Linked DNA regions of Mus musculus: regions 2, 3, 4, 5, 6 and 7 are each linked to region 1. Evidence: chromatin contacts called from ENCODE Hi-C data. All regions are on one chromosome and are shown on one strand. The core of a region is the stretch at or near the end of the contact, and the rest is flanking DNA. Distances in the headings are between cores, read along the strand shown. Region 1 overlaps Spata7 (spermatogenesis associated 7). Region 2 holds the start of Greb1 (gene regulated by estrogen in breast cancer protein). Region 3 has its middle 78 kb from the start of 2410004P03Rik. Region 4 has its middle 36 kb from the start of Kcnf1. Region 5 holds the start of Pdia6 (protein disulfide isomerase associated 6). Region 6 has its middle 55 kb from the start of Gm4419. Region 7 overlaps Mboat2 (membrane bound O-acyltransferase domain containing 2).

Evidence for each region. Hi-C counts contacts between places; a loop is a spot of excess contacts on that map.
Region 2: a map of T-helper 1 cell shows a loop between it and region 1 (11-fold over the local background). The contact joins the promoter of Greb1 here to the enhancer-like site in region 1. A Hi-C loop is called at or near these places in 2 of 37 maps with a recorded cell type or tissue (T-helper 1 cell and T-helper 17 cell).
Region 3: a loop to region 1 is called in a map of T-helper 1 cell, with 10 times the contacts of the local background. The contact joins two enhancer-like sites. A Hi-C loop is called at or near these places in 1 of 37 maps with a recorded cell type or tissue (T-helper 1 cell).
Region 4: a loop to region 1 is called in a map of T-helper 17 cell, with 8 times the contacts of the local background. The contact joins two enhancer-like sites. A Hi-C loop is called at or near these places in 2 of 37 maps with a recorded cell type or tissue (T-helper 1 cell and T-helper 17 cell).
Region 5: a loop to region 1 is called in a map of T-helper 17 cell, with 5 times the contacts of the local background. The contact joins the promoter of Pdia6 here to the enhancer-like site in region 1. A Hi-C loop is called at or near these places in 2 of 37 maps with a recorded cell type or tissue (T-helper 17 cell and regulatory T cell).
Region 6: a loop to region 1 is called in a map of T-helper 2 cell, with 12 times the contacts of the local background. The contact joins two enhancer-like sites. A Hi-C loop is called at or near these places in 2 of 37 maps with a recorded cell type or tissue (T-helper 17 cell and T-helper 2 cell).
Region 7: a map of T-helper 17 cell shows a loop between it and region 1 (8-fold over the local background). The contact joins two enhancer-like sites. A Hi-C loop is called at or near these places in 2 of 37 maps with a recorded cell type or tissue (T-helper 17 cell and T-helper 2 cell).

Annotation. Positions count from the first base shown.
Region 1 is chr12:98,666,908-98,671,149 of GRCm38, reverse strand. Spata7 (spermatogenesis associated 7) reads right to left here. Exons shown (of 11, transcript NM_001289572.1): 10 at 2,261-2,318; 11 at 1,331-2,048. The coding sequence ends at 1,479. Among named protein-coding and RNA genes, the nearest start is that of Spata7, 41 kb to the right of the region's middle. Within about 2 kb of position 2,508, at least 1 of the 3 ENCODE cell types and tissues checked has a DNase peak (open chromatin) inside an H3K27ac peak, as active enhancers do.
Region 2 is chr12:16,799,017-16,803,258 of GRCm38, reverse strand. It overlaps Greb1 (gene regulated by estrogen in breast cancer protein), which reads left to right and starts at 2,373. Exons shown (of 35, transcript NM_015764.4): 1 at 2,373-2,612.
Region 3 is chr12:17,087,929-17,092,170 of GRCm38, reverse strand. No RefSeq gene overlaps it. Among named protein-coding and RNA genes, the nearest start is that of 2410004P03Rik, 78 kb to the right of the region's middle. Within about 2 kb of position 2,251, at least 1 of the 3 ENCODE cell types and tissues checked has a DNase peak (open chromatin) inside an H3K27ac peak, as active enhancers do.
Region 4 is chr12:17,138,980-17,143,221 of GRCm38, reverse strand. No RefSeq gene overlaps it. Among named protein-coding and RNA genes, the nearest start is that of Kcnf1, 36 kb to the left of the region's middle. Within about 2 kb of position 2,546, at least 1 of the 3 ENCODE cell types and tissues checked has a DNase peak (open chromatin) inside an H3K27ac peak, as active enhancers do.
Region 5 is chr12:17,264,796-17,269,037 of GRCm38, reverse strand. It overlaps Pdia6 (protein disulfide isomerase associated 6), which reads right to left and starts at 2,449. Exons shown (of 13, transcript NM_027959.4): 1 at 2,387-2,449. The coding sequence starts at 2,405.
Region 6 is chr12:21,470,332-21,474,573 of GRCm38, reverse strand. No RefSeq gene overlaps it. Among named protein-coding and RNA genes, the nearest start is that of Gm4419, 55 kb to the right of the region's middle. Within about 2 kb of position 2,391, at least 1 of the 3 ENCODE cell types and tissues checked has a DNase peak (open chromatin) inside an H3K27ac peak, as active enhancers do.
Region 7 is chr12:24,870,530-24,874,771 of GRCm38, reverse strand. All of the region lies in intron 1 of Mboat2 (membrane bound O-acyltransferase domain containing 2), which reads right to left. Among named protein-coding and RNA genes, the nearest start is that of Mboat2, 41 kb to the right of the region's middle. Within about 2 kb of position 1,895, at least 1 of the 3 ENCODE cell types and tissues checked has a DNase peak (open chromatin) inside an H3K27ac peak, as active enhancers do.

The sequences.
Region 1 (4,242 bases), core at 1,259-3,758:
GAGGGCTCCAGACACAGACACACACAGACACACACACAGACACACACACAGACACACACACAGATTCAGAGTTAGAGGAAGCAGCAGCCAGCGTGGGGGTCTGCTGAGGGGCAATGAGTAAGGATCTGTTGTACAGCTACTGCTGAGAAAAGGTGGAGTTCAGGAATGGAATAAAAGTGGGTGGATGCAGAGTCCAAGGCTAGCCCAAGAGCCAAGACGAAGGAAGCATGGGAAAAGATGCCATGAACACTTGATCTTAGTCAAAGGCTCAGACGCATAAAGGTGCTGCTTTGAAAGGTGCTGGAGATGTGGCTCAGTTGGTAGAGTGCTTGCCTAGCATGCACAAGGACCCAGGCTCAGTGCTCAACACCCTCTAAAATGAGCATAGCCTTTAGTTCCACCACTGGGGAGGTGGAAGCATGAAGGTCAGAAGTTCAAGGTCAGCCTCTGCCAACAGAGCGGCTTCAGCTAAGCCTGAGTCACGAGACCCTGCCTTAAAAGTTGAGAGATTTCCAGAGGCTGGAGGAAGGGATGCCCTGTGGGACACCAGACACTGGAGCAGGACACCCCACCTCAGCACTGTGCTTTCTCCCAGGCCAGCTTGTCATCCTCAAACCCTATCTCGGGCAGCACCGGCAACATGAGAACTTAGCACATTACAGTGGCTGAATAGCCAATCACATTACTGTAAATAGTTGAAAAGACAAAAGAGAGGCTAGTCTCTTGAAACACTGGTTTTGTTTTGTGTGGTTTGTGGTTTTTGTTTGAGACAAGAGTCTCCTAACCCTCAAGCCCCTGTACGTTATAAGATGTAAACACCGTCCCAGATTATAAACCATTGTCAGTTCCCATGAGGTCACTGTGTTAGACCAAACATGTTCTGAAAAATGACTTTAGAAGTGGTGGATGAAGCCTCAGGTAACACAGGGGTCCCCAGCCTTGCATCTGCGCTCTTGTGTATCATCCCCTCACCCCTAAGACTGCAAGAGACCCGTGACTGTCCTGCTTCTCACCAAGAGTTACCTGCCTTGCTAGCAGTCTCTGTGGTTCTCCTTTGCCAAGCTGTGACCTGCTTAGGGAGCATGCACATGGCAGGAGATGGCAAGTAGCCATCTGTCCGCCAGCCAGCCAAGACCAGATGAAACTCGCAGATCTATGGTGCAAGAAAAGGAATTCTGCTGGCAACTGTAGCATGGAAGCAGTTTCTCCCCCAGTCGAGCCTCCTGATGCCATCACAGCCCTGAATACCACCTGGACTGTAGCTTTTGACCCCATCACTCTGTGTTTCAATTCTTGAACCATAGCAATATGAGAGCAATAATAAATATGTGGTGTTTCAAGACACTAAAATTGTGGTAATTTATTACATAGCATTGAAATTACAGAAATCTTAATATGTAAAAGGGGACAAAAAAAAAGAAGAAAAGTAATATTGAGTTACTGGCCACATGGAGTGTTTATTAATGTAGATCCAGAGGTCAGTCTTCAATGCTCATTCCCATGATTCGTAGAGTCGATAATTCCTTACCATGATTACTGCCACCATTGATGCTGGGGAATGGACCAGATGGGGACAGTGATGTGCTCAGACAACAGAGTTCCCTGGAAGTCTCAGCCCTTTCAAAGTCACTGTCACCTTCAATGACATCCACAGAGGTTTCCTGGTCTATTACACTATCAGAAACACTTGGATTGTTTTCATTCCAGGGTGAGGCTTCATTATCTGTTTCGTCATTGACCTGTTGAATTATAACACCCTCTGAATGCTTGACTTTATGGGCGGGTATTAAAAATTCGCCCGGTAAAGAGAACATCTTGTTTTCGTCCTTCGGCACAGCCGACAGCATGTCCAGGGCCTCCTGGTACTGCTGGCGCTCGTGGTGACTCACTGTTTCTTCATCACTTACAAACTCATTTTCTCTTGAAATCAGAGCCTTTTGAAAATGAAGTTGATTCAACATTCTGAAATGTTTTTGCTTTGCTGGGTCTTCCTCAGATATGCAGCCTAAGTCAACCTTCAGCCCATGCAGCAGGTAGCGCATCTTTCCCTAGAATTGGGGGGAAAGCAATTCTGAGGGTCGTTACATTCGCTACACTATTAAAACTGAACTCTATCTGCAGCGCTGCTAGTCTCATGATCACACTCTCCCAGTCCTGCCCCTTTCCCCTCATAAAAAGCACAAGGCAGAAAGTGCCTATTTTAAATAAAACATATTCTTTTAGAGAATAGAAAAACATTAAATTCCAAAGAAAGACCAACCTCCTCCAAATGATGTTTATTTTTCTTTATATGTCGCTCAAACAGTCGCTCTAGAAACCTACAAATGATAAAGAAAAATATTAGTATCTTAAACTCAGATAACCTACTAAATGTAAAATAGTTACATAACATAAAAACCGACAAAGGCTGCAAAGTAGTTTTCAGATGAATGGTTTTCCCTGTGAAGCTAGAAACAAATCCTTCCTGCTCTGTCACGTGCTCTAACCTGGCAGGCAGCCTGGCTTCTGTTACGCATTTGTTTTTACGTTAGATAACAGACGCCAGTCTATCAGAAGGATTACGTACTACTTATGTTTCTGTGACTGTTTTAGGTGAAGGATAGAACTGCCTGCAAATCTCTCTCCCCATTAGACACACAGACACTAAAAGCTCCCTGCGCCCTTCACCAACCCTACAGAAAATGCTCTCACAGAGCTGTTAACCTTGCTCCTAAAGAATACTCTCCATGGACGCCAAGCCTACAAAACAGCCTCCAAGTGGATGCCAGGGCTTTATGCTAAACATATACAATAGTCTGCCTCCACTCACCCCAGCCACGGTCTCTTATGCAGCCCTGGCATTCAGAGATCTGCCTCCTTGCTGGGATTAAAGGCGTGTGCTACCATGCCTGGCCCTCTCTTCCTGCTAAAGCCAGGGTATGAAGACCAGTGAGAGCCATGGTAAAGGTGAGAGATTACATCTCTAGGATGAGTTTCCTCTCCCCTGAGGTTACAGCCCCTTCAGAAAATTTACCTGAGAAGCAAAGGTCACGATCCCTTCAGAGAAGTGACCAGCTTCAGGGAATACATTCTTTCTACAGCAGGCCCAGTACCACTCTTACTATTCACAAGTCTCCTGGAAACAACTAATTTCCTTGGCCACCATCATTCATACTCGTTAACACATGCAGTAACCCAGGAGGCCTGGGTTGTCCTATCATGTTTAGAGATCCAGAAACTTGTATCCTACTCTACAGCTACTGCTAACATTCTGGAATTGCACACCCGGACATTGTTATATGCTTATATATTTCCTCAAGCTGGGATTAAATAATACATATTATTTTGGTATAAATACACACACACATACACACATTATTTTGGTATAAATACACACACACACACACACACACACACACAAACACACAAACACACGCATTTTCTCATCAACTAGATGAGATCAACTGAAAGGTTGAACACCTTTCAGTGTGAAGAACTCCATCTTGCACCATTTAGTTTCTTTCTCAGTCTGGTTTTATGTTTGGTCTTATGAACCAGTGCTAAATCTTAAAGAGGAAATATAAACATTTAAGGAAACATGTAAATGATATGCAAATTTTGGGGTTGTATTAAAAAACATAAAAGTTACCATTTTAACCCTGTAAAATGTGTAGTCCAGTAGGGTTCCACCTATTGGTGCTGCTGGGAAGTGGCTCTCTAAACTGTTTCACCTTGAAACTTAAAAACTCCTTATGCAGTTCTTAAAAGTTACTAGTTTTGTCTCAACAATAAAAGAACCTCTGGTGGAATCACCATGCCTGACCTCAAGCTGTGCTATAGAGCAACTGTGATTAAAAACTGCATGGTACTGGTACAGCGACAGACAGGTAGATCAATGGAATAGAACTGAAGACCCAGAAATGAATCCACACACCTGTGGTCACTTGATCTTTGACAAGGGAGCTAAAACCATCCAGTGGAAAAAGACAGCATTTTCAATAAATGGTGCTGGCACAACTGGCAGTTATTATGTAGAAGAATGTGAATTGATCCATTCTTATATCCTTGTACAAAGCTCAAGTCTAAGTGGATCAAAGACCTCCACATAAAACCAGAGACACCAAAATTTATAGAGGAGAAAGTGAGGAAAAGCCTCGAAGATATGGGCACTGGGGAAAAATTCCTGAACAGAACAGCAATGGCTTGTATTGTAAGATCAAGAATTGACAAATGGGACCTTATGAAATTGCAAAGTTTCTGTAA
Region 2 (4,242 bases), core at 1,124-3,623, about 82 Mb after region 1:
GGGCCATGCATTTGTCAGGCAAGCATTCTGAGCTGAGCTGCACCCCAGCCTCTTTTCAAGTTTAAAAGGTTACATTTTAAAATACCTATAAAAGGACTTTGCCTCAATCATGCCAGGGGAAAACTTAAACTGCTCCCTGCCTTTATAAAGTTTGCTGACTTTTGTTCTGTATTTTATTTTGTTTGCCAGATAAGCTGTCAAAATGTAAAGGTGCCTTCAAGCAAATAACTCTCCCACTCACGGACCATGCAGGCAATGCTACTTAAATGCAGGAACACACACCTACAGACAGACAGACACACAGATACATACATACACATACATAGACAGACAGACATACACACACACAAACACAGACACACCCACAGACACTCATACCCACAGACATTCACACCTACAGATATACATAGAGATACATACACATGCAGAGACAGGCAGATACACAGACACACACACAGACAGACATACACACAGACACACACAGAGACATGAAAACAGTAGGGGAACTTAGGAAGAAGGGTTTCAATAGGAGGAGAAAGATAACACAATATTGGGGTGGGGGACTATGACCAAAGTATTATATATGTATATATATGAAAAATTAAAAACAACAGAGGTTTCTAACACAAACCATGAAGTAAATATGTTGGTAACTATCCATGCAACAGTTACTCTGTAACTGGAGAATGTTGACTTCAGACTAGTTCATACTCTTCTATCAACAGAACAGAAACTGACAAGGAATATTAGTCAGCAGTTCTCATGAAGGAACTGGCTCTGCCTGTAAGATCAAGGGAATCTTGCAAACATTTTCATGAGCAAAACAGAACACAGGGTCCAGGTTACAAAATAGAACAGTGTGATCCCACAGGGAGAGCTGCAATGCTGATAAGCACCGTCTACCTTCCAGCAGTAAGTACATACATACCTACCTTCTGGTACAGTATAGATTGAGAGGAAAGAGCTGCAGCCTACATGGCTGGCTGAGGACTCCAACTGTATGGGGTTTTTGTTGTTTGTTTTGTTTTCTTGAGCTGTTGTTTTACTTAGCACAGGCTAGCCTCAAATTTGATGTAGCCAACAGTGACTTCTGATCCTCCAGGTCTCATTTCCTGGAGAGCTGACTTTACAGGCATGGGCCACCAAGCTTGACTTATATTTATGTATGGCTGGGGAACTCACCCCATCCTAGGCAATCAGTCTATCGACAGGACTACTTCTTGAATAATTTCATTACACAAACATCTGCAGTCAGTTAGGCTTGGCTAGGTCTTAGGCACGGGGCTCATCATGTTAACTGTTCCTAGTCTCGACTGTGCTTGGAATAGTTCCTAATTAGAATAGGAAGTTGATGCCCCTGCCATTAGGAAAGTGGGGATAGGAGAGCATTCCTCAACCTGCCCATTTTGTGGGAGATTGATGCTTATTCTCCTATTGTCTCCTGCTCCTAGTCAGACAGGCTCCCTGTTTTTCTAGGACCTTTGGCTGTGAGGCTGGCTCAAGCGCTCTGCTGTTGTTGTTGTTGTTATTATTATTCGATGTGTGTTGCAGTTTGGGGAACAGAGGACAGCTTGCAGCAGTTGCTTCTTACCTTTCCTCAAGTGAGTAACTAGGATCCAACACAGGGGTTCAGTTTTTGGCTGCAAGCTCCTGTACCCACTTAGCATCTCGCTAGCATGGCTGGGGTTCTTGAATGGCAGGAGGGTACAAGGTGCTCGGGATGTCTCTGGCAAGTTCTAAACACACAGGGATTTCCAGAAGAGGGAGGAGCAGGAGGAGGAGGAGGAGGAGGAGGAGGAGGAAGAAGGAGGAGGAGGAGGAGGAGGAGGAGGAGGAAGCTTTGATGACCATGGGTTCCTTCTGTGGTCTGGCTCCCTCAATTTCCCCCACTTTCTCTGCTGGCTGCTCGCAGCCACCTCTGTGTTACAGGGGCCAGAAAGGTTTGCACCGGCAAGTGCAGGTTTGCTCCTTCCCTCCAGTGCTCATCCTTCTGACCCACTCTCGCATCAGGGAAAGTTCTGGCTCCACCCGCTAGTATTAGGGGTTCCAGGCTCTTCCTCTGCTGATGTTAGGCAACTTCCTTATTGTAGGGCGTTCATCAATCTCCACTGTTGGGGGCCTAAGTCCCCTACCTCTGTCGGCTTGAACTGCAGGGGTATTGTCCTGCGGTCCACAGACACGCCCTGCGCCGGGTGGAGACATCTGGGAGGGGGGGGGGGTCTTGCTCACTGGTTCGTCCTCCCAACCCCACCTCCTCTTCGGGCATTTGTGGCCAAGCAACAAATGACCTCTGTCCCCGGAGGCTTCCGACTTCCGCGCGGACCCCTCCCAAACCGGGAACCCCGTGAGAACCCAGCGAGGCGGTGGGTGCCTGCAGCGGGGACGGGACGGGGCAAGCCAATCTCCTGTGCCTACACCTGGACGGAGCCGGAGCCGGAGCAGCAGTCCCAGCTCAGGTCTCCCCTTGCCGCCCCCCCCCCCCGCCCCCCAATCACGGTGGCCCGCAAGACCCGGACGGGCGGACTCTCAGGCTCCGCGGCTCCGGGCTTTGCGCAGCGCCGGCTCCGGTAGCGCGGGCTCCGAGGACGCCGGATGAGGACAAAGGGCGCGAGGTGAGGGTGGCCGCAGGGCTGGGGGTCTTGCGCCAAGGGGTGTGGGAGGTGTCCATGTCAGTGTGTGCGCGTGTGTGTGAGTGAGTGAGAGAGCCATCTAGAGCCACAGCCAGAACGAGCCAGAGCGCTCCTGGCACATGGTGAAGGCTTCGGCTGCGTAGGTAAGAACTTTAGGAAAAAGACAGCACTGCTCCAGGTTGTGTACACCGCGGCTCCGTTTTGGGGAGGCTGTTTGCCGCCCGCTGCCCCCCGGGGGTGGTGGCAGCCGCGTCTTCTGCAGCACGTGGGACAAGGGAGAAATGGGACTTCTTCCCAGAGTGGCCAGCCTGTGAAAGGCTGGTGGCTGTGGTGATCATTGGTTGAGTTTGGTTATTGGATCTCCGTTGGGAGCCACAAACAAAGGCTACTGGCTGAAGTCCAAGAAAGTGTGTGTGTGTGTGTGTGTGTGTGTGTGTGTGCGCGCGCACACACACACACACACACACACACACACACACACACGCGTCCGCCAGCCCACCAGTGATCAGGGTTAGGGTTGTGGAGGAAGGCCAGGAGACACTCCATGCAGAGAGACACTGGGCCATTTGCTGTCAAACCTCATTTAATCCTTGGTCCTGAGGAGCAACCAAAAGAAATTACCTATTTTATAGACTGAAGTTTTTCTTGAATCAACTTTTATTATAGAGTCAAGTGTTGCCCCAGGGCTTGAAATGCTGTTTTATTAGCCCTTTAAAACCATGAATGTGTAAATTTAACCAAATAAACACCCATTTAGTCCCATCAAGGACAATCTTTTGCCTTTAACAATGGGCGTCACACAAGATGATTCTGAACTTAGTCTCAAAAAGACGTGTGCAGGTCTGAGTTTGCATTGCTTGGTGGGCTGATGTTGCTGGGAGTTTTAATTTAGAGTCCATCTCGGTTTTCTTAGTTTCTTTACGCCCCCCCCCAACCTCCCACGCTGAACTTTGGCTCATTTAAAGTTTACAGTAGGATCTGTGACTTTTGGTTATCCCGCAACATTTGCTTCGGGATATCCGTTCTTCCTCATTCTGATAAGAGTATTCTTCACGGAGTTAGAAGTCATTTTGGTTTGAAATTGGCATTCCACCTTGGCCCTTCTTGTTATTGAAGGTGACTAAAGCGGTTTGTGGCTTAAAATGTTTTAAACATGGGGACAGCAGTTGTAGTCTTAGACTGGTAGACAATTTGAAATTATCCTTTGTGTGGCTTTGTAGCTGTACTCTTGTTTAATAATTTTAATCAGATGTTGTAATCTTCAAGCTCAGCTAAGCTTTCTGTGCTTAATACAGCATTGATTGCCCCTTGGCTCAGGAAACCACTCACTGAGCCTCCGCGACCTTGCGTCCTACTGTTTCACTTGAAGTTAGAAGTTTCCTTTTACTGTATCCACTCTGGGGCTTCAGTTTACTTACAGATTCTCAGCAGAGAACTTCCAAGCAGAGCCAATAACAGGTCAGAAAACCCAGAGGGGAAGAAAGGAGAGTGTGACAAAGGTGAGACCAAGCCCCCTGTCCCCTGCCCAGATGTGATAATCTGAACCACCTGGACCAGGGGTTGACAGCAAGGCTACTTATTGATGCCCCCTGCTTGCTTTGAGAAGCCTCAC
Region 3 (4,242 bases), core at 1,002-3,501, about 82 Mb after region 1:
GGTGACCTGAGACCAGCTTCATGTCAGCCAGCAACCTTGTGACAAGCTGGCTTTGACCTCAATGTGAGCTGTCAGTCCACATACAAGAAATGCCTTTGAAACCAGGAAGAAAGATATGGTACATGTGCATGTGTGTATGTGCATGTGTGTGCACACATGTGTACACACACACACTCAAACATTCACACATTCAAACACAGACGTATATACACACATACTCAAACACTCATACATACTCAAACACAGGTATATACACACACACCCAAACACACACACTCATAATACACTCAAACACAATACACATACATATATACTCAAACACACACATACTCAAACACTCACACACACATACTCAAATACTCACACACTCAAACACAGGTGTATATACATACTCAAACACACACACTCATAATACACTCAAACACACACTCAAAATATAGACACACACTCATACACAAATTCAGAGCTAAATATCATGGCACACGAGTGAACTACTCACCAATGCTGGAACAAGAACAGAAAAAAATGCCCAAATCTGATTTGTTTTCCCAAGACTTGAGAATAAACTGTTAATAAACTGGAAAACAAATCTCTCTGTAGCAAACATCCCATCAATTAAAGCCTGGAACTCTTTCCCTTGCTTCAAAAGCTTGAGGCTGTCTTATTAGAAGGGTACTCAAATTTAATCTTTAAAAACAATTAAGTAGAATCTAAGTGATTGTTTTCCGTTATTTTTCCAAGCATCGAAGGTTGCCAGATGGCTTTCAGGAACAGCAGATTCTGCAAGCGTCCTTTACCCTTGTAAAAAGAAAAAGCTGATTACTTGGGTCTGTGAGCATCCTAGCTCAGAAACACCAGCTCTTCACCAGTCAAGAAAACATGTGGTGTTGGCACGGAGACAGGAAATGAAATGAGGCAGGAAAGAGGACCCAGGAACAGATCTATCGACAATGGACTTGGCAACTCACAGAGCCGATGTTTCAGATCGACGAGGAGAAGACAGATGAGCCAACACATGGCATTGTTAAGACGCGCTATCATTTAGAAGAAAATTAAGATGGTTCTCACAACATGGATTCTGGATGCATCCTATGTCTAAACATATGCCTCTAGATCCCAAAGGAAATCTAGTGATCTTTAAACACACACACACACACACACACACACACACACACACACACACACACACGAGAGCTTCAACATGAACCTGTGCCTCCTGCTACTGTGAGTAGTTTTCCCTCCGGCTCCTACTTTTCAGGAAGTTAAAACATTCTCTGCCTTTCACCCATGTCCCACCTCACCACCGCCCACACTAAGCCAAATGTCGAGATGGAAAACAACATTGTAAACCCTTTGAGAAGAAGGCACTCTGCTGTGCTCTGCAGCCTGCCCTTCCCCCAAAGAGTCCATTCCTGTCTGTTCTTTGAAACGTCTCAATATATTCTGGATGATGGGAAGTAGGAGGAAGCAAAACAAGATTGACCTCAAATGAGGAACTACTTCAGATATGTCTGGGAGGCAGCAGCTTGGGATACAGGGTTGTTAAAGAGGAATAATGATGGCTTGGGGCAGGGGTCAAATAAGCTGAGCATCAAATAAGAGATGAAAGGGAAACTTGCAGACAGAAAGGGCATTAGGACAGTCAAGGGTTTTGTTTGTTTGTTTTTGTTTTTGTTTTTGAGAGAGGGAGAAGATGCACATGTAAACCCCAGACAACACAGCCTCGGTCCAGAACAAGGAAGATGGGATTCAAGAGGGCGTTAAGGCCCGTCCCAGCTTCGTTTCCGTTGCTACGATGAAACACCCTGACCAGAAGCAACTTAGGGGAAGAAAGGATTTATTTGGCTCAGTTCCATGTTACAGTGCATCACTGGTGGGAAATAAGAGCAAGAAACTAGACAATCACATCCACAGTCCACAGCATGGAGAGAGGAACGCAGCCCTGCTGCCTGCTTGCTCTCACAGGCTTGCTTCTCCTGTCTGGAACCCCTCCCTAGGAATGACACCACCCAGAGTGGGCGGGGTCTTCATATATAAATATTGAGTGAGCCAATCTCCCATGGACATGACTAGACCAATCTGCTAAGGACAATTATCTAGTTGAGATTCTTCCTGGTGATTCTACTTTGTGGTGATCTGACAACAGACCAGGAATCTGTTCTTGTGAATGAATCTGTTCGCTGCTTTCAGATGCTTCAGCGCCCCCTGAGCCTCTCAGCCTCTGCACAAACAGCTGCCTGTGCTCTTTACCGAGGGAGACAGCAAGTGTCTGAAGGGCTGCCAGACCTGCTGGCACATGGTCACATCATGGACAGGGGAATTGGGCGAGATTTAGGCTGGTTCCCTTTCAGTGCCACCCTGTTCAAAATTAAAACCAAGAGGTGCGTCATGAATTAAAAAGCTGTGACTTAGAAGAGAGGGGCCAACAGGGATTCTGAAAATTACCCTGCATCCACAGTAGACAGCACACAGAACGGAATACTGGGAAATAGGTACTTCAAAGCAAATATCATCTACTGGCTGCCATGCATACTATTTTTAAAAGCCGACTTTCTGCCTTAAGAGTTGTAATTAAAGCTTGAAGCAGTGAACTTCGTGACTGTGGTCCGGCTGTCTAGGGACCGCATTTACCCCACTGCTCGCCCTGTTCCCATCCCCTCCCCAGGCAGCCGTGCGCCCTGTCTCCCCAGCGGAGCCAAGATCCCAGTGAGGGCCTGTCACAGACAGGAGCTTCACATTTATTTTTAGAGGACTTAAAAAATGCTGTTCCCAGGGGCCAGTAGGAGAGCGCAACCAGCAAGACTCGTGTGGCTCCAAGGACTATATGACCTGGGTCCAAATCCCAGAGCTTACTGGTGAAGAGGAAGGAGATAGCCCCCCTGTACACACATGCATCATGTCACACACAATAGTGATAAATAAAAATTATAAACGATACGTCCAAGAACTATTTTGTTTCTTTTCTCTCCTCGAGCCCTCTTTTTAACATGTTTGCTTGTTTATTTATCTTCAATTGGGGTGTGGCGAGCGATGGCACACACGTATGCACAGGTCAGAGGAAAAACTTCAAGAATCGGTTCTCTTCTTCTACTAAATGAGTTCCAGAGAGCAGACTCAGGTCATTGGGTTTGGTGGCAAGTACCTCTACCCACTGAGCCATGTTGCCACCTCCCTGTCTTCCTTTCTTAGGCAGAGTCTTGCTATGTAACTCCAGGCTAGCTTCAAAGCTTTTTATGCTGAAGTGATCCTCCTGCCTCAACCTCTCAGGGATTACAAGTGTGTGTCACTGTGCCCCATTTACTGTTTCTTCTACTAATAACACTGCCCAAGCTCATTATCACACTGGGAGTCAGGAGGACACTGCACGAAAAGCAGCTTGCTGGCCAGCCCTGCAGGGCCTAAGCCTCATCTATGGACCCACGCTTTCTCCGCACTCCAGACTTGTGACAGCTATACAGGCTACCCGAGGACAGTGCTAGCCTCAGCCCAGTCAGCTCTTCTGCTCCCACCTATGGGAAACAACCTCAGAGAATTAGGCTGGGACCAGCGAAGTCAATAGCAGACCTGCTAAGAATAGCTGCGTAGTGTCACCGAGGGGCCATCATGTCACCTCACTCCCTTCACCTCAGGTTGGCTGGCTTGGCGGGAGGGCCACCCTTAAATGTCCCTTATATTGCTTGCTTCTATCACTCAGCAAGGCTTACTCTGTTCATCTCACAATTGCCTCCTGATCCGTTACTCTGTGGAGAGTCAGAGTCAGACTCCTGCAATTCTGAGAGTACCCCAGACTGCACTTTCATCACCCCAGGAGCGGGATCCCCCAGGAGCGGGATCCCGCAACTTCTCACAGTCCAATGCCCACGGGGCGGGAGCCTGGGATCCAAGCTCCCTGCCTCTGCCTCGCCCTAGGCCCTAGGCCCAGATGGACACGGGACCCCATTTTTGTCCCACAGATGGCCAGGTCACTGGTAATGCAGAAACCTCAGACAACCTAACACCCCCGCCTTCTGCCTCCCACTTTGGAAAGGAGGCCAGGCCCATTCTTGGGGTGCAGAGTTACTGATCTGGCAAAGACTAGTGGGAGGAAAGCAGGGGATCTCCGAGAGGGTCCTCTCCTTGCAACACTGGCAGAGAACACAGGAGCCTACCTTTGTGAGTGTGGTGTAGGCTCATCTTCTATGAGAGGCAGACCCCTCCCCCACCCCCAGGCCCGTGATTTGACCTCAGAATCTAGAGAGAAAA
Region 4 (4,242 bases), core at 1,297-3,796, about 82 Mb after region 1:
TCACCAACAGACTTAACATCATCCTTTTCAAAAATCCAGCCTACATGTCCTGAGTCCTGCATGGTCGGGAAGGGACAGTGTGACATGGTTCTTGCCCCTGGAACATAGCCAGCAGGGCGAGCAGATGGATATATGTAACATCATGATCCTTCTTCAGGAAGTATCCTCCCTGCCAAGGTTATTGGGAATGCTCTCCTTGTCAAGGTTAATGACACCATGATAATTAGAAACAGTGCGAGTCCAGGAGTTGAGGGTGTGTCTATGTGTCAGCAAAGTGCTAAATGCTGAGACCTTCAGGACAGCCCTTAAGGCAATGAGAAAGAACTCTAAAAACATGAGCTCAAAAATATGTAATTTCTCAGCACTTGGGGGGGCAGAGGCAGGTGGATTTCTGAGTTCGAGGCTAGCCTTGTCTGTAGAGTGAGTTCCAGGACAGCCAGGGCTACACAGAGAAACCCTGTCTTGGGGAAAAAAAAAAAAAAATATATATATATATATATATATATATATATATATATATATATATATATATGTGTGTGTGTGTGTGTGTGTGTGTGTGTGTATCTATGTATATACATATATATATACATATATGTATATATAATTTCTCAACTATGCAAAATATAAGGATGCAATATGAATTGTATGAGATGCTTCACAGACCTGAAAGAGCAGAGGCAGCTGCACTGTGAGCCAGCTTGTCAGAAAGATATTAAGGAAGGAGATAGAGATTTAGGGAGTGGTGATCACAGGGCAAGATCCCACTCAGCTAAATTTATTGTTTGTACTCACAAAGACAGACAGATTCCTGAGTTTAAGGTCAGCCTGGGACAAAGCTAGTTTGGGAATGATAATCTCAGGATGGGATCCAGCTAGCCTATTATCTGTGCTTACAAAGGCAGGCAGATTTCTGAATTCATTTGCAATCTTTACAAAAATGTGCCTGCTGTCTCTTTCTAAGAATTGAGGTGCTGGGGTCATGGAATGCTGATTTGTGGGGTAACCAAAAGGGAACCTGGAGTAAATGACTGAATTGATATGTAAATAAGAGACTGAGCTTTTAGTCTGCAAGAGATAAGCTATCCAGAGAGTTTTTAGATTTTTTTTTTTTGCAAGAGAAAGCTGTCTTAAGCAGAACATAGGCTATCAGCTTGTACCCCACAATTTGACTTTGAGTCGATTCTATTGCTGCTCTCAAACACTTCTCCAAGCTGAGGCTGGTCCTTGGCACTGCTTCAAGAAACAGCTTCTTAACAAGAGCACCAGGGACTTGGTAGTGAAAGGGAGGCAGTTTATTTTACAACCCTGAAAAGCAGAATGCCGGCCTGAAGCTGCAGGTATGTTGATTTGAGCACAGAGTTTAAAAAAAAAAAAATCCTGAACCCAATGGTTCTCAACCTGTGGGTCCAGATCCCATCAAGGATCCATATCAATTATCCTGCATATCAGACATTTACATTACACATTCATAACAGTAGCAAAATTACAGCTATAAAGTAGCAGTGAAATAGTGTTATGGTTGGGGGTCCCACAACATGAGGAACTGTATTAAAGGGTAGCAGCAGTCGGAAGGTTGGTCTAACTCAACAAGCCCCTCCCTGAGTCTCCTCTCTTTTTGGCCAATGAAGAGAAGGCAATCCTACACACACCATCTTGGTTTGCTTGTTCCCTTTGCCACACAAGAGTGCATTTCTGCCCTTTACATCCTGTTTATTTTAAAGCTGATCAGACACATGACTTTGCCACATCTGCAGGTTGTTCAACAAGTTCCGTTGTCCCTGATTTTCTACTCTAAACTTTCACAGGTGTGGGGCAGCTGTAGCTAAACCAGTTGGCAGTTGAGTGGAGATGGCTAACTCAGCAGACTGCCATCCCTTAGGGAGACACTGCTTCCTGCTACATTTGTAGTTGAGCCAACTACGAGGTAGTTCATTTTTATATAAAAATTTGCAGATTTTATATCTTACACTACCACAGACATGAAATTTCTGATCCCAGAGGTCGGATCTGCTTTCCTGTCTCAGGTTTCCATGTTAATCAGCTTATCACACCTCTTAGTGTGACAGACAGCCACACCTCCCCTTCCCCTCCTCCTCCCCAACACCCAGCTCCTAATTCCCAGTGCCTAGCACTAGTCCTCTGTGAGCACTTTCAGGAGTCTGTCCCAGGCTACTTGGTCAGTGGGCTCAGCACTCATGATAGGAGATGGGAACATGCCATTCCTGTTTCCCCGAGTCACTAGGGTCAGCAATACAGTCTGCTTTCAGAGAACACGATGAGGGAGGATGGGAACTAAGGAAGAGACCTCAGGGCTATCCTGCCCTGTCCCCTTTGTTCTCCTATGAAGCATTATAAAGCATTGGTGGAGATTCACTAGGAGTGACCCCATCTCCCTATCCACTGAAGGATTCCCAGGCTGTGGTCCTCAGTGTCCTTACCCCATCCATGGAAGGCATGTGTAGGTATCCACCAGCTTTTTTCAGAGGATGGGAAACATCTCCAGAGCCTGAAGCCAGCTACCTCAGGTCCTCTGCCAGGAGTGTGGGTGTAGAACCATCAGGGCTCTGAGCGCCAGTTGGAAATGATGTTACAAGGATCTGAGGAGACAGCTCAAGCCAAGGCAGAGCTATGCTGAACCCCTGAGAGTGGCAGGCTCGTCATGGGGAGCTGAGGTCCCTGCTCTTGCTGTGGAGGCCCTGGAAGGAGACCCCGGTGTCTTCATTGCTCCTGCTTTGTGCCATCCCTTGCATGGATGCTCTGTAGCCACCATTCTGAAATTCATGAGAACTTCTGATCAGGGCTTTTGAATAGGAAGCCCCACAGGTTATAGCTGACTACAGCTTCTATTTGAATACTTTTATTATTACAGCAAAATTCACCACTTGGAAGTTTACAACACAAGAGCTTTTGGTACAGGCATACTGTACAGTTGTGATCACTATCTAATTCCAAGACATTTTTTATCACCCACAAGAATCTTCCATTATCAAGTCATTCCCCCATGGCCCCTGAAAGCCTGCTCTGTTCACTGTCTTTAGGGCTTCACCTAGTCTAGGGATTCGTCTAGTCTAGACATTTCATATAAATAGAAACAGACAATATGGGACCTTTTGTGCTTGGTTTATTTTTAGCATAATGCTTTTGACGTTCATTCAGGCTGTAGCATATATTAATATTCATCCATTTTTTATGACTAATAAACATCCCATCGGTGACTAAGCCTCATGATGTTAAGCCCCGCAGCAGTTTATGGACATGTGGATTGCTCCTGGCTTTGGTGTGTGTGTGCGTGCACTCACGTGCGCGTTTTGTGGTCTTTGTTTTATTTTGTTTTTTGCTATTGTGAGTAATACTGCTGTGAACCAATTACACACACACACACACACACACACACACACACACACACACACACACACACATATATGAAAACTATGTGGAGATGCTCCCATCTCTTCTAGGACTGGAATTGCCCGGTCAGCTAGTGAGTCTATGTTTATATCTTGTAGGACTTGCCAAACCATTTCTCCACAGTGACTGAATCATGGTCCATGCCCACCAGCAGTGTGTGAAGGGCCCAGTTTTTCCACGTTGTTGCCAGTGCCTGTGTTGTTTTGTTTTGACAGAAGTCATCCTCAGACCTCATGGGTGTGAAGTGGCTGCTCACTGTGGTTTGGCTTTGCAATTCTCTAAAGGCTAATGTTGTTATCTTTTCTTGAGCTTGTTGGTTGGGCATTTGCATACCCTCTTTGGGAGACCATCTATTTAAAACTTTCTTCCATTTTAAAAATACTTATTTTTTAAATTGTGTGTGTATGTGTATACATGTGTGTATATGTCTGTACACACACATATGTGTATGTATGTGTGTGTATATGTATGTGCAGGTACCCTCTGAGTCCAGAAGAAAGTGTTGGATCTCCTGGAGCTAGAGATATAGGTGGTTGTGAGCTGTGTGCCATGGGTGCTGGAAGCTGAACCTGGGTCCTCTACAACAGCAATATATGCTCTTAACTTCTAAGCCATCCTCCAACCCTTTTGTTCATTTTCAAAAATTGGGTTGTCTCAGGTTTCCACAAGGTTCCACCTCCTTTATTTCATGACCTTGGGCAGCATGAATAAGACTTCTTTTCTGCATTTAGAAAAATATAGACAAGCTGGGCGTGGTGGTGCACGCTTTTAGTCCCAACACTTGGGAGGCAGAGGCAGGCGGATTTCTGAGTTCGAGGCCAGCCTGGTCTACAG
Region 5 (4,242 bases), core at 1,200-3,699, about 81 Mb after region 1:
ATGTGGGGTGGAGGGACGCATCTCCCTAGAGATGCAAGTGGTCTGCGTGGATATGTGTGCATAGTGGGAGAGGCCGAGGACACTGAGGGTCTGAACAAGATGCCCTGAATCAGGAGCTCTGCAAGGCTTCCACTATTTTCACTAAGTGGGGCAGGATGAGTATGTTTCGATGCTGGCTCAGCCAGTGGGGCTGTTCCCTCAAACTATTATCCCCTCTGAAAGCCACCAGCCACATGTGGCTACCGCAAACTGAAAGCTTCTCCAATGGTAAGGAAACATATTGGTTCCAAAGACTTGAAGAAAAACAGAAACAAATTTCTATTAATATTCTCTCACTGGTTATATGCTGGAATCATGATGTTAACCCATGAGTGTGGCTTAAAGATAGGATGTGCACTAAGAAGCACACACGGAGACTATCTCACCACCAGGTCAAAGCTACAAACAGGGACAGCTAGCTCATCATTAGGGGGATATAATCCAGTGGGCTTGCCACCGTAAATGCAGTTGTTATGTAAACTTAGTTCAAAACACTGTTAGCTGTTCTGCTATGCCTTTTTATTTGTGGCTCCTAGAAAACTTAGGATATTACACACAGTTTGCATTGTATTTCTATTGGATGGTAATGCTCGCTGAAAGGAATAGTAGTGCTTGCCTCCAGAGTGTTGGGATTAAAGACACATGCTACTATGCCTAGTAAGTTTATCTTGTTTATGAAACTGTCATGAAGTTGGGCAGTGGTGGCGCACGCCTTTAATCCCAGCCCTTGGGAGGCAGAGGCAGGAGGATGTCTGAGTTCGAGGCCAGCCTGGTCTACAGAGTGAGTTCCAGGACAGCCAGGGCTACACAGAGAAACCCTGTCTCGAAAAAAAAAGAAAAAAAAAAGAAATTGTCATGAATTCATATTTGTTTGATACACTGAGTCTTGTGAAAATTGAAAGGTAGAAAAAAAAGTCTAGTTATAGACACTTGGAAGGTAAAGTCATTACGGACTACCAATCATCTCCCATGTAACCTTGTTATAATCGACTTCTGACTGATGGCCACCCTAACTTTTAAGGTGCTTAGGTCTTAGACCTTTGATAGGGTAGCCATCTGTTAAGAGAAGCTCTCAAGGAACTAGGCAAAGTGTAAAGACAGAAGTCTTACTATATCAGCCATGGAAGAGGAATGCCTTCCTGAGGCATGGAGCCTCCATCCCTGTGGGAGCCTGCAGAGAACATGTTGCTCCCCTGATGCCCTAATGGCCAAGAGAAGTGGAACCACCCAGTTCTGCCTCAGCCTACCAACTGATGGCTCTAAGATGATCTAACAGGGTTAGGAAGAATCAAATACACTGTTCCTTGCACTTGCTCTCCAAGCAACAGCCCCACCCCCACCCGGGGTGGTGGTGGTGGTTTACTATGGCTGAATAGGTCAATGCTGACCCATCAAATCCTGCTTCTAAAATTCACATGGCCACTCTACACAGTGATAATGAGCACCACCGGGAAAAAAAGAACTCCCAGGGTCCACAATCTATGCGTGCAGATGGTTTTGCCATCTGTGGCTTCCCATTCAATCTCTGTAGCAGTTAAGGGTGTTATAAATTCACACCAGTAACATTTCTGCCTGGCAGCCGCTGGCAGCAGGGTAGCCAAAAAAAAGGCTGACTACCTTATTAAAATAATGAGTTAATTGATAGAATCACTTTTTCACAGGCACTCACTGGAAAACCAAAGATTAAATCTTTCCCTCTCATCTGCTCTCTACAGTAACCCAGAAAGTAGTATTTTTCTTGCTTACTCTCTTTAAATATGTACTATAGCTCATGGGGCGAACACGGTTGAAAAAAGCTGGCAGAGCAGTGAGAAAATATGCTCCGGGTCTCAACTAGTAAATGGAGGGAGAAGTGGTGTAGGGATCCACCTCCCTCTCCTACTTTCTAGCCAGGATCAGCTGAGTTAACTAATGTCAAAAACTATAGGCCCATTTACAAGGACAGCCGGGAGATGAGGGCCCCTCAGATTCGCCCACGAGTCGCTAAACATCATTCCCGGACACCTGGGTGGACGACCAAAGGCATTTTAAGTGCTCAGGAGTTGTGAGGCCTTGGTCAGTGGGCACTGCCCACTTCTAAGACACCTTCGGGACAGGCCTCTGCTATCTGCCTATAAAAGTGAAGGCTGAGCTGGACCGGAGGCGGACCGCACTCGTGGGGAGCAGAGGCTGCAAGTCTCCGACTCCCCGGGGCCTCCCGTAGTGGGCCCGACCTGGCCTCTCCCACCCAGCTCGCCGCGAAGTCCCCAGGCAGGCCCGGCAACTCGTCCCTCCACTCGGCCCTGCTTCGCGGCCCCGGCCCTTCAGGCTGCCTCCGACCGGCTTCCCACCACAGGCCCGCGCTTACCGAGCACCAGGCGAGCCATGCCGATCACCCGCATTCTGTCCGTGCCGCCGCTGCCTCGGCTCTGCCGCGCCCACGTCCCGCCCTCGGCTTCTAGCGGGCGGTGCGCCGGCGCGCGGAGGCGGGCCGGAAGGGCTCGCCACGCCGTGGCCGCCTTTCATTGGTCTCTGTGGACTTCGCTCATGTGCGTGGCCAATTGAAAGCGGCCGGGTAGAGGTTACCGGTTTGTTTTTTTTTCCTCGGGGGTGGGGGCGAGCGGAGTAGCGGAGCGGGGCGGGGCAGGGCGAGGATGGGCGGGGAATGAAGGGGCGGGGTCAGGGGACCTCCGGCCCTGTTCCTGCGGGGTACCCCTTGTTCCCCTAATTTTTTTCTGAGTTAACTGAAACAAAACAAAAAACCCAGGACTAAGGGGTCCTCATTTCTTCCTGGCTTTCATTCTTTTTCCTCTTTGCCTCTCTCGTGGCCCCTTCCAGCTCTCATTCCTTGAACTGTCCCTTTATGTCGGGAGAATAGTCCTAAGACTTCAGTGTGTTTGGGACCTTATTTATTCTTTTGTTCGCGGACTCAGCATTCAGTGAAAACCATTTGCCAAACTTATTCTGTATATAGTATCATTCCAAACTTTATTTTGTTAAATTGATTGCAAAGCCTTGTTCACTCATGTGCCCCTAGACCCTCAGAGTATAAACTGCGGGGTTTATCGTTCTTGGCTCTGGGGGTGAGGGCTAAAATGTATTGCTTTGCAATATTTACAAAGGTGTTTAAGGCTAACAGAGTGAGACACAATAGAAAAATAATGGCAGGGGATGCCTTTCTGTTGGTGTGCTTGAGTAACATGCGTGAAGCCCTGGCTAGGATCCCTAGCACCACAGAAACACAGCATGGTGACTATGGTGGCTAGTTTTATGGCAACTTGACTCAAGCTAGAGGAAACCTCAAAAACAACAAAAAAAAAAGCTTCTATAAGATCCAACAGTAGGACATTTTCTCAATTAGTGATTGAAAGGGCCCAGCCCATTGTGAGTGGTGCGGTCCCCGGACTTGCGGTCCTAGGTTCTATAAGAAAGCAGGTTGAGGGTAAGTCCTGAGCAGCGCGTCAGTAAGCCACATCTCTCCGTGGCCTCTACTTCAGCTCCTGCCTCCGGGTTCCCATCCTGTTTGCCTTCCTGCCCTGACTTTCTTGAATAATCAACATGGAAGGATAAACCAAACCCTTTCCTCCCCAAGTTGCTTTGGTCATGGTGTTTCATCACAGCTACAGTAACCCCAACTAAGACAGTAACACACCTGTAGTGCCAGCGCTAAAGAAAAGGAAGCAAGAGAATTAGGGGTTCAAGGCCAGCTTTGGCGACACAGTCAGTTTGTGGCCAGCCTGGACTACATGAGATCCTGTCTAAATTTTTTAAATGCTAATAAAAATTTTAACAACAATAATAGCTTCTTTTTACTGAATGACAAAACAACGCTGACCCTGGCCAGAGCTCTCTTGGGCAAAGGGCTCCAGGAGAAGTGGTGCCCTGTTGGAAGGTGGAGCCCTAGGAGTGCCTTTGGAGAGACTGGCAGGCAAATGAGGCTCCAAGGAGCACCAGAACCACAAGGCTGACTCTTGTAAGCCATTGGCAAGCTTTCCTGTCCACAGCAGGCACACTGCTTATTTTGGGACAGGAAGTCCCTCTGGAACCTTGGTTAGCTCCACCTTTGCAGGAAGGTGCCAGTGATCACAGAGCTATGTGTGGAGTCAGAGCAGAGGTGTGTGAGGTCTGCAGAGAGACATAGTTGGGCGGTGTGTTCTCCTGGAAGGCCCTGAGGTGAAATGCTACTTGTTTTTCTGAGGCTTTCCTCAGCTTTCTGTGTTTCCC
Region 6 (4,242 bases), core at 1,142-3,641, about 77 Mb after region 1:
AGAGAGAGGATAAATAGCAGGTTGTTAATATGGCTCAATGATTAAGTGCAAGCCTGGTGACCTGAGGCAGTCCCCAGAGCCTATGTAAAAGGAGGCATCATCTGTAATCCCAGCACTCCTACAATGCGATGGGAGGCAGAGGCAGTCAGATAGCTTGAAGTACACAGAGACATCCAGAGACACTGTCTCAATACAGTAGAGGGGAGAACTGACTCCCAAAAGTTGTCCTCTGATCTCCACCTCTCTTTCTTTCTTCTCTTCCTCCCCCAATCCCCTCTCCCCCCCCCCCCCACACACACACAATGAAAATAAGTTCATTCAACATATCTGGAGTGGTGGAAGGCTCCTTATGTCCCCTCCACTTGTCATTAGCAGGCTCTTTCTCAGCCATATTAGCGTCAGGAAGGTAAAAAGTGGCTCCTAGGGTTGACATGTGCAGCCACAGTTCAGGGCATCCTTTCTTACCAGAGGACAGGATTAAGCACATTCATGAATGGTGAGTGCCAAGACAACTATCCCTATCACCCTCTGAGAGGAGACAGAAACATGAAACCATGTATGCTCTTCTGTTAGACCGCTCAGACCCACATCAGGACTCAGGACTCTGGGCCATCTCAGAACATCTGACAAACATTCTCCAAGTTTCCAGACATAGACGCTTCTAAAGCTACTAGGGCTACTGTGAGGAGCATCTTCAATGGAAGCTCGTCAGAGCTGGGGTATAGGAGAACCAGAGCTTCTAAATGGGAGGGGTGGTGAGCTCTGTCCAAACCTCTCTCCTGTTCAGGGTGAGGTTAAAGCAAGGATACGTCCAGACCTATAAAGACCCCAGAAACTCACAGCAACACTGCCTTTGGGGAAACCCCAAGAAAAGGTGTTTGATTTTTGATTTAAAAAAATAAAATAAAATAAAGAGGATCACCCCACTTCATGGAGTCAGGTGATGCAGAAAATAGGGGACCCCACCTGGAAGTAGCCCTTCGTTTAGGCCATAAATGAAGCAAGAGGAGGCATGGGAAAGAGGACTGGACTCCTGCCCAGGAATCATGGCTCAGAAAACACCTGCAGAGTCATACTGCTTCCAGAAGGATGCCTGATGGAGTCTGACTCCTCTTGGGAGGACCTTGGGACATCTGAAGAAATCTCTGAAGCTGCACTAGCGACAACGCTCAAAATTAAGATGCTGAGGGCATGATGGGACTTTGGGGATAAATCTTCCCGAGCTATTGCTAAAGGCCAGGCTCACTGACCAAAAGCAACTTAGGGAAGATTTCATCTTCCAAGTCACTGTTCAGCATTGAAGGAAGTCAGAGCAGAAACTTGAAGTAGAACTTGAAGGGTAAGCCATGTATATGCAATGTGTGCTGGCCCACTCGCTGGCTCAGGCTTAGCTAGCCTTCTTTCACAGCCCAGGACCACCCGGGGAAGAGGGTAGTGCTGCCCACAGTGGGCCCAGCCTTATTCATCAATTAACAATCAAGAGAGTCTCCCATAGACATGACCCCTGGATAATCTGATCAAGTCAATTGATTCCTCAGTGGAGGATGACTCTAGTCAGTGCCAGGCTGACAATTAAAACTGATGAGGGTAGCCTTCATCCCTCACTTAGCACACAACCTAGGGATAAGCTTTCTTAGTGACAGAAACTCCCAGAAGGGCACAAGTGAAGGAAAGGGCCAGGGAAGTAGAAACTGATACGGACCCAGCCCTCAGTCTGTGGTCAGTTTCTCATCTACACTTATTTCATATAATCCTCACAATATGAGGAGACTGGAGTTCAGACTTCAGCCTCGAGGAGTGCCAGAGAGTCAAAACTTCCAAATACAGCCTGCCCCTGGCTCTCTTCCACCTCACACCTAAGAAAATGAGTCGATTTAAGGGAGGGTGTTGGCCGGGTGGCCAGACTGTGGGGTGTGCTGTATTTTTAGTCATTTTGTCATGTTGACTGGAGTGGAAAGATGAAAAACCACAGGGGGCTGGCATAGACCTCAGGATGAACTCATGAGCCAGAAATAGGTGGAACCAAAGCCTTCATGCCTCCTGGCTTCTGTTCTGGGCAAACACAAGGGCTGCTCCCCTCTCTTCCCTCCTCTCCCCTCCCCTTTTCTTCCCTCCCCTCCTCCTTCCCCTCTCTCCCCTCCCTCCCCCATTCCCTTTTCTTCCCTTCCCTTCCTCTCTCCCCTCCCTCTCCCTTCCTTTCTCCCATCCCCTCCCTCCCCTTCCCTTTCCATTTTCTCCCCTTCCCTTCCTCCCTCCCCCTCCTTTCTTTCCCCTTCCCTCATTTCCTCACTCCCTTCTTTCCTCTCCCTGCCCATCTCTCACTTTTTTTCTGGGGATCAGGTCTCCTTTGGATACACCAAATCAACAAATGTTAGCGTTCGACGCAACCTTGGCCATTTCGTACCTAATCCCTGCATTATACAAACGGGGAAGCTGAAGCTAAGAGAAGGCTTATTTCCTGTAAATTAGAGATAGAGATGAAATTCCTACAAGTCCCTGGGGCGCTGATCACATCTTTCCCCACAGAAGCCAGGGAAACATGAAAGACATAGCTACAGGCCTTAGGAAGCTCTGGGCTCGCTAATTTAATTTAATTTAATTACACATCTGAAAAATCACTGTGTGAGTGTGAGTGGGGGGGGGGGGGTAAGAAGGCTCCAATCCAGCAGCAACATTCATGAGATGAAATGCTGATTACCCTGTGTGGTGGTTTGAATAGGTTTGGCCCCCATAGACTCATGTGCTTGAATGCTTGTGGTCATGCTTGTGCCATGGGGAGTGGCACTATTAGGAGATGTGGCCTTGTTGGAGGAAGTCTATCATTATAAAAGTGGACTTTGAGGTCTCCTCCTATGCTCAGGCTCTGCCCAGTATGGTGAGTCTCCTCCTAGCTGCCTGCAAAAGATAGTCCCCTTCAGCTACCTGTGGATGAAGAAGTAGAACTCTCAGCTCCTCCAGCACCATATCTGCCTGCACACTGCCATGCTTCCTGCCGTGATAATGGATTGATTGAACCTCTGAATATATAAGCCAGCCCCAATTAAATATTTGCCTTTATAAGGGTTGCCTTGGTTATGGTGTCCGTTCACAACAATGAAACCCTAAGATACCCTGTGATGGTTTGTATATGTTCGGCTCAGGGAGTGGCACAATTAGAAGGTGTGGCCCTGTTAGAGTAGGTGTGACATTGTTGGAGTAGGTGTGTCACTGTGAGCTTGGGTTTAATACCCTAGTCCTACCTGCCTGGAAGTGAGTATTCTGCTAGCAGCCTTCAGATGAAGATGTAGAACTCTCAGCTCCTCCTGCACCATACCTGCCTGGATGCTGCCATGCTCCCACCTTGATGATAATGGACTGAACCTCAGAACCTGTAAACCAGCCCTAATTAAATGTTGTCCTTACAAGAGTTGCTTTGGGCCGGGCGTGGTGGTGCACGCCTTTAATCCCAGCACTCGGGAGGCAGAGGCAGGCGGATTTCTGAGTTCGAGGCCAGCCTGGTCTACAAAGTGAGTTCCAGAGTTCCAGGACAGTCAGAGCTACACAGAGAAACCCTGTCTCGAAAAACCAAAAAAAAAAAAAAAAAAAAAAGAGTTGCTTTGATCATGGAGTCTCTCCACAACAGTAATACCCTAAGACACACCCTGATTGGATCATTGTATATGCACAAATGGACTTGTAATGCCATGACCACAAGAAAATATAACTACTATAAGTCAGTTGAAAGGTTAGTGTAAAGAAAGCTACGGGTGTGGCCCATTAGCTACTGGCCAGCTGCTGCTCTCTTATAGTATATTCAATGAAAGATTAAAATGTTTTTTAAGCCGGGCGTGGTAGCACACGCCTTTAATCCCAGCACTTGGGAGGCAGAGGCAGGCCGATTTCTGAGTTCGAGGCCAGCCTGGTGTACAAAGTGAGCTCCAGGACAGCCAGGGCTATACAGAGAAACCCTGTCTCAAGAAAACCAAAAAAAAAAAAAAGGATTGAACACACTAGGCAAACATTTTATCAACTGAGGGACATCCCAGCTCAGCAATTATGCTGGCTTGAAAGAAAATGGCCCCATAGACTCACAGGAAGTAGCACAATTAGAAGGCGTGGCCTTGCTGGAGTAGGTGTGGCTTTGTTGGAGGAAGTGTGTCTCAGTTCTCTTCTTGCTGCCTGCAGATCCAGATGTAGAACTCTCAGCTTCTTCTCTGCCTGCAACCTGCCGTGCTTCCAACCATGGCATAATGGATTAAACCT
Region 7 (4,242 bases), core at 646-3,145, about 74 Mb after region 1:
CCTTAGGAAGTGGCACTATTAGGTGGGACCCTGTTGGAATAGATGTGGCCTTGTGGAGGAAGTGTGTCAAGGTAGAGACAGGTTTGAGGCTATGTATATGCCAAGCTACTCTCCATGAGACAGTCCCCTTTTGCTGCCTTCAGATTAAGACGTAGACCTCTTGGCTCCTCCAGCCCAAAGTCTGCCTATACACTGCCATGCTCCCCACCATGATGATAATGGACTGAACCTCCAAAACTGTAAGCGAGCCTCAATTAAATGTTGTCCTTTATAAGAGCTGCCTTGGTCATGGTGTCTGTTCACAGCAATGAAACCCTAACTAAGACACAGGACGATGGGAAGGAAACCTTCTCAGCTAGTTTAGCACTGAGTCACTAACCTCACTCACACAGTTCGAGAAGCCTTTTTTATCTGCTGCACAGAAAAAGACTTACAAAAGCCTTTGCTTGAGACGTACCAAAGAAGTTATCTTTAAAGTGCTTGTCTTCATCAGCATGCAAAGGACAAACTTTGAGGACCTTGTCCCACTTCCAAGTACTAGTGACAACACTGACTAAAGGACATTCAAAGAAAGTATTAATGTCCCAAAATAAAAAGTGATTAGGAATTTTATAAGTTTTTCCAAAGAGAAACCGCAGACGTTATAAAAGAAAAGATTGCCTTTTTTTTTAAATTATATAAGGTCTTAAGACTATTTAACAGGGGAAAGGAGGCGAAGAATAAGTGTGGGAAAATACTGCAACACCACAGAAAAGAAAGTCTCTACACAAGAACACTGGACGGCACAGCAAAGACATTTTATAAATGTCAATGTCCAATGGAACTGAAAACGTCTCTCCATCAGTGAGACACTGTCTCCCAACTCTTATGGAGGGAGGTTGGAAGCAGGAGTGGTAGTACTACTTCAGGGCCAGAACAACCATGGTCAGAGCTGCCTTTTTATCTGCCATGTCCCAGAAATGATGAGGAGCAAAGGTTTCTGTGCCAACCCATGTCCAGCCATGGAGGGATAAGGAAATGATGTTTGATACTGGTCTTAGGGATGGAAGAAACGATGCTCTTTGCACCTCTTAGGAATGGCTTGTTACTGCGCAAACCCTAGCTTATCCTGACTAGATGTAAAAATTAGCACCTACAATGTAAACAAATATACCTTATCTAATCCAAATAATAATTTAGCAATGCTAATTTATAAATAAAATGGATTTCATTTTAATTTATTTTAATATTTATTTCCTATATAAAAACTTGAAGCTCCTATGCAACAAAAACAACACACTAAGTAACAATGGAAAAAAGTATGCATCTCTATAAGGCACATGACAAAGGGTCAGTCTATATTAAAATACACTCCTACCAGCCACCCAGGCAGTGAGACAGGAGGAGAGTCAAGATCGGGGTAGACCGGGCTTCATAGTGAGACTGTCTCAAAAAAAAAAAAAAATGTATACCAAAAACTCTTACAGGATAATAGAAAGAAAAAGTCACACAAAAGAAGAATGTAGCATACAAGTCACAAAAATAAAGCACAAATTGGATATAATTAAATGTTTTTAATGTGGTTAAAAAGACATACGTCATTTGCCTTTTTTTTTTTTTTTGACATGGGAGATGATCAGCAAGCTGCATTATAAGTAAGAAATACAAGTTAGAGAGTAAGAGCCAAGCAGTCTTGCATACGCACGCATTCACTAAACACATGCCTCTACTGACACAAGCCCGCTGTGTAGCACAGGCTAACGTTACTGTCATCCCCATAGAGTCTCTGTATATCTATCTGACTGGGCTTAGTGGCGGTAGCTCAGCCACCAGCAGGGTGAGCACCAGGCGCTCCTACGCCAGAGCCTGTGGTACCAACCATAGGCTCCTCTGACTCCATATGCTGCAGCCTAGAAAAACTAGACAGCAAGGCATTAGATGAAAGAAGGAACAAAGAAAGACTTGAAACGCCCCTGTGTGTGCAAGCTTATGCCCGGAATGGAGTCTCCTGGGCAAACTACTCCTTCCCAACCCTGTCTCCTCCGTTCGTCACAAGACATCCAACCAGTCTAAAAATGTCTGTAGTACTCCCCTGGGTTTTCACACCTTTATGCATTTTCTATACTGTACCACTGGGAATGTCTGACTTTCTAAATGGTAAAAATGCCTAAGCTCCTGCCGTTAGCTACTCCTAACACTTCGTTTCTGGTGAGACACACACTTCACCTTGCTTACTGGCCTGTTGCACACTGTTGTGTTGCGTGACTATGTGGGTGTAGACTCGCAGGTAAACATGTTCCACTGAACTGCAGACACTAAATTGCTCTCCTAAGCAGCTTGGGCCTGCTCAGGCGCCCACTCAGCAGCGAGTGCCACCGTTCCACATGCCTGGCAACATCTGGTACTGCCAGACTTCACATTTTTGCCGAGTTAGAGAACAGGAGATTTTTATCTCACTACTTTTTTTTTAAATGCCATATTTTTAATAGATCTGTTGGGCATTAAACTTATACTTGATATCCTTTTCATATTTTTCTAGTAGGTTTAATTTTCCTTGTGACTAAGAAGTCTTTATTTGAATCCACTGTTTTACAGACAGCATCTGTCAGTCTGTGGCTGGCCTTTTATCTGTATCTCTGGTTCTTCTATAATAGTGGTTTCCTCCACGGCATTTGTGCACCTTGGCTTTGGGCAGTAGCTGCACTGCCTGAATATGTGATGTGTACCTGTGCATGCGTTGGTTTCTTTTTTAAGAGAAAAACCAGAAAATAGCTGATGAATCAAAAAATAAGTTGCAGAATGAGAGAAACCACTGGGCATTAATATGTTGTTTCCTACGTTAACCGCCTTGACCTCCCAGAGCCAGCAGGCCGATTCTAAGGAGAATATCTTACTGCATTCACATCTGAGTTTTCCTGAGTGACATGCCCACTCTAAAATGCCAGCAAACATGACAGATTCATAACCTTCCTCATTTCCTCATAGGCTGTCGTCACATCCTGTTTGGACAACAGACTGCATTTGCTCTTTCCGAGCTTTAAACTTTATTTTACTAGGTCAGGTGGAGGGGTCCCCAGGTGTTCCCGATGGATAACAAACAAGGCACTCAGCACAGCGGTTTCTAACCTGCCTACACTTTCATAGCCAAGAGCCACGTGTGGCCACAAGTGCTTGTCTGTGGCCACTCTTTGAATTGAGATGGGCCTTAAGTGCAAATATGCACCAACTTCAAAGGTTTAGTGTGAGCAATTTCTCTAATGCAAGTATCTAGTTAGTTTTATAACCAGGAAAAGTGCCGTATGCCTGCAGTTCCAGCACTTAGGAGACTGGGGCAGAAAGATTTCTTGAATCCAGGGAGTTCAACGGTAGCTTGGGTAACGTGATGAGATCCTGTTCCAACAGAACACTAATAACTGTATACAGAACACACTGAAATAATGCTTGGAACATGCTTGTTACAAAGGAGATCACTAATGCCAACTGACTTCAATAGGCTGCCCTGTTCTAATGCTACTCTGCAATAGTAGGTGTTGTATAATACACGTTCTCGGTCCCTCCACATGAACAGTATTTGTGAGTCTCTGAGCTGAGGAGGAGAATGAAAGGAGTGAGGCAGACAGCTAAGGGTCAAAGGTTAAGGGTGCTCCGCAGGCTCCAATGACAGAGCGTCTTCAGCTTCAGGGATGCTGTGCTCAGCTCCATCTGGTAGACAGTGCACAACCACCCACTGGAAAGTTAAAGAAACTCTTGGCTACCACTGTGCTAGAAATGAGACTGAATTTTTTTTTTATGGCTTCTCTGGGTAAAACTCACAGGCAGCTAACTATAAAACAAATGTCCTTTCTAGCCAACACAACCTGCTGCAGATCAACCTCAAATACAAACAGAAATGACGGGGCCCAGATATAAAGAATCATGTTTTAAATCTTTATGAGTGGATACTAGCTAAGCCCTAAATAAGACCTTATTACACACCCATTGTATAAGCCAGTCCTTAATGCTGGTAGTATTAAGTATAGACTTCAGTGTCTGAGTAATGGGATTTCTTACACAAGGCCAACATCAACTTAAGAAAACTATTTGGCATTTTCTTATAGACTTGAAGACAGTCCACATGCAGCCAACCACTCCACTACTTATAAGGAGAACATGAGCACTGATTGAAATATAGACAACATGTTCAAACACGATATTGTTCATAATGGCCACATCCAAAAAGAATTAAAAATAAATAAATAAACAAGAAAACCTTCTATGGCAAAA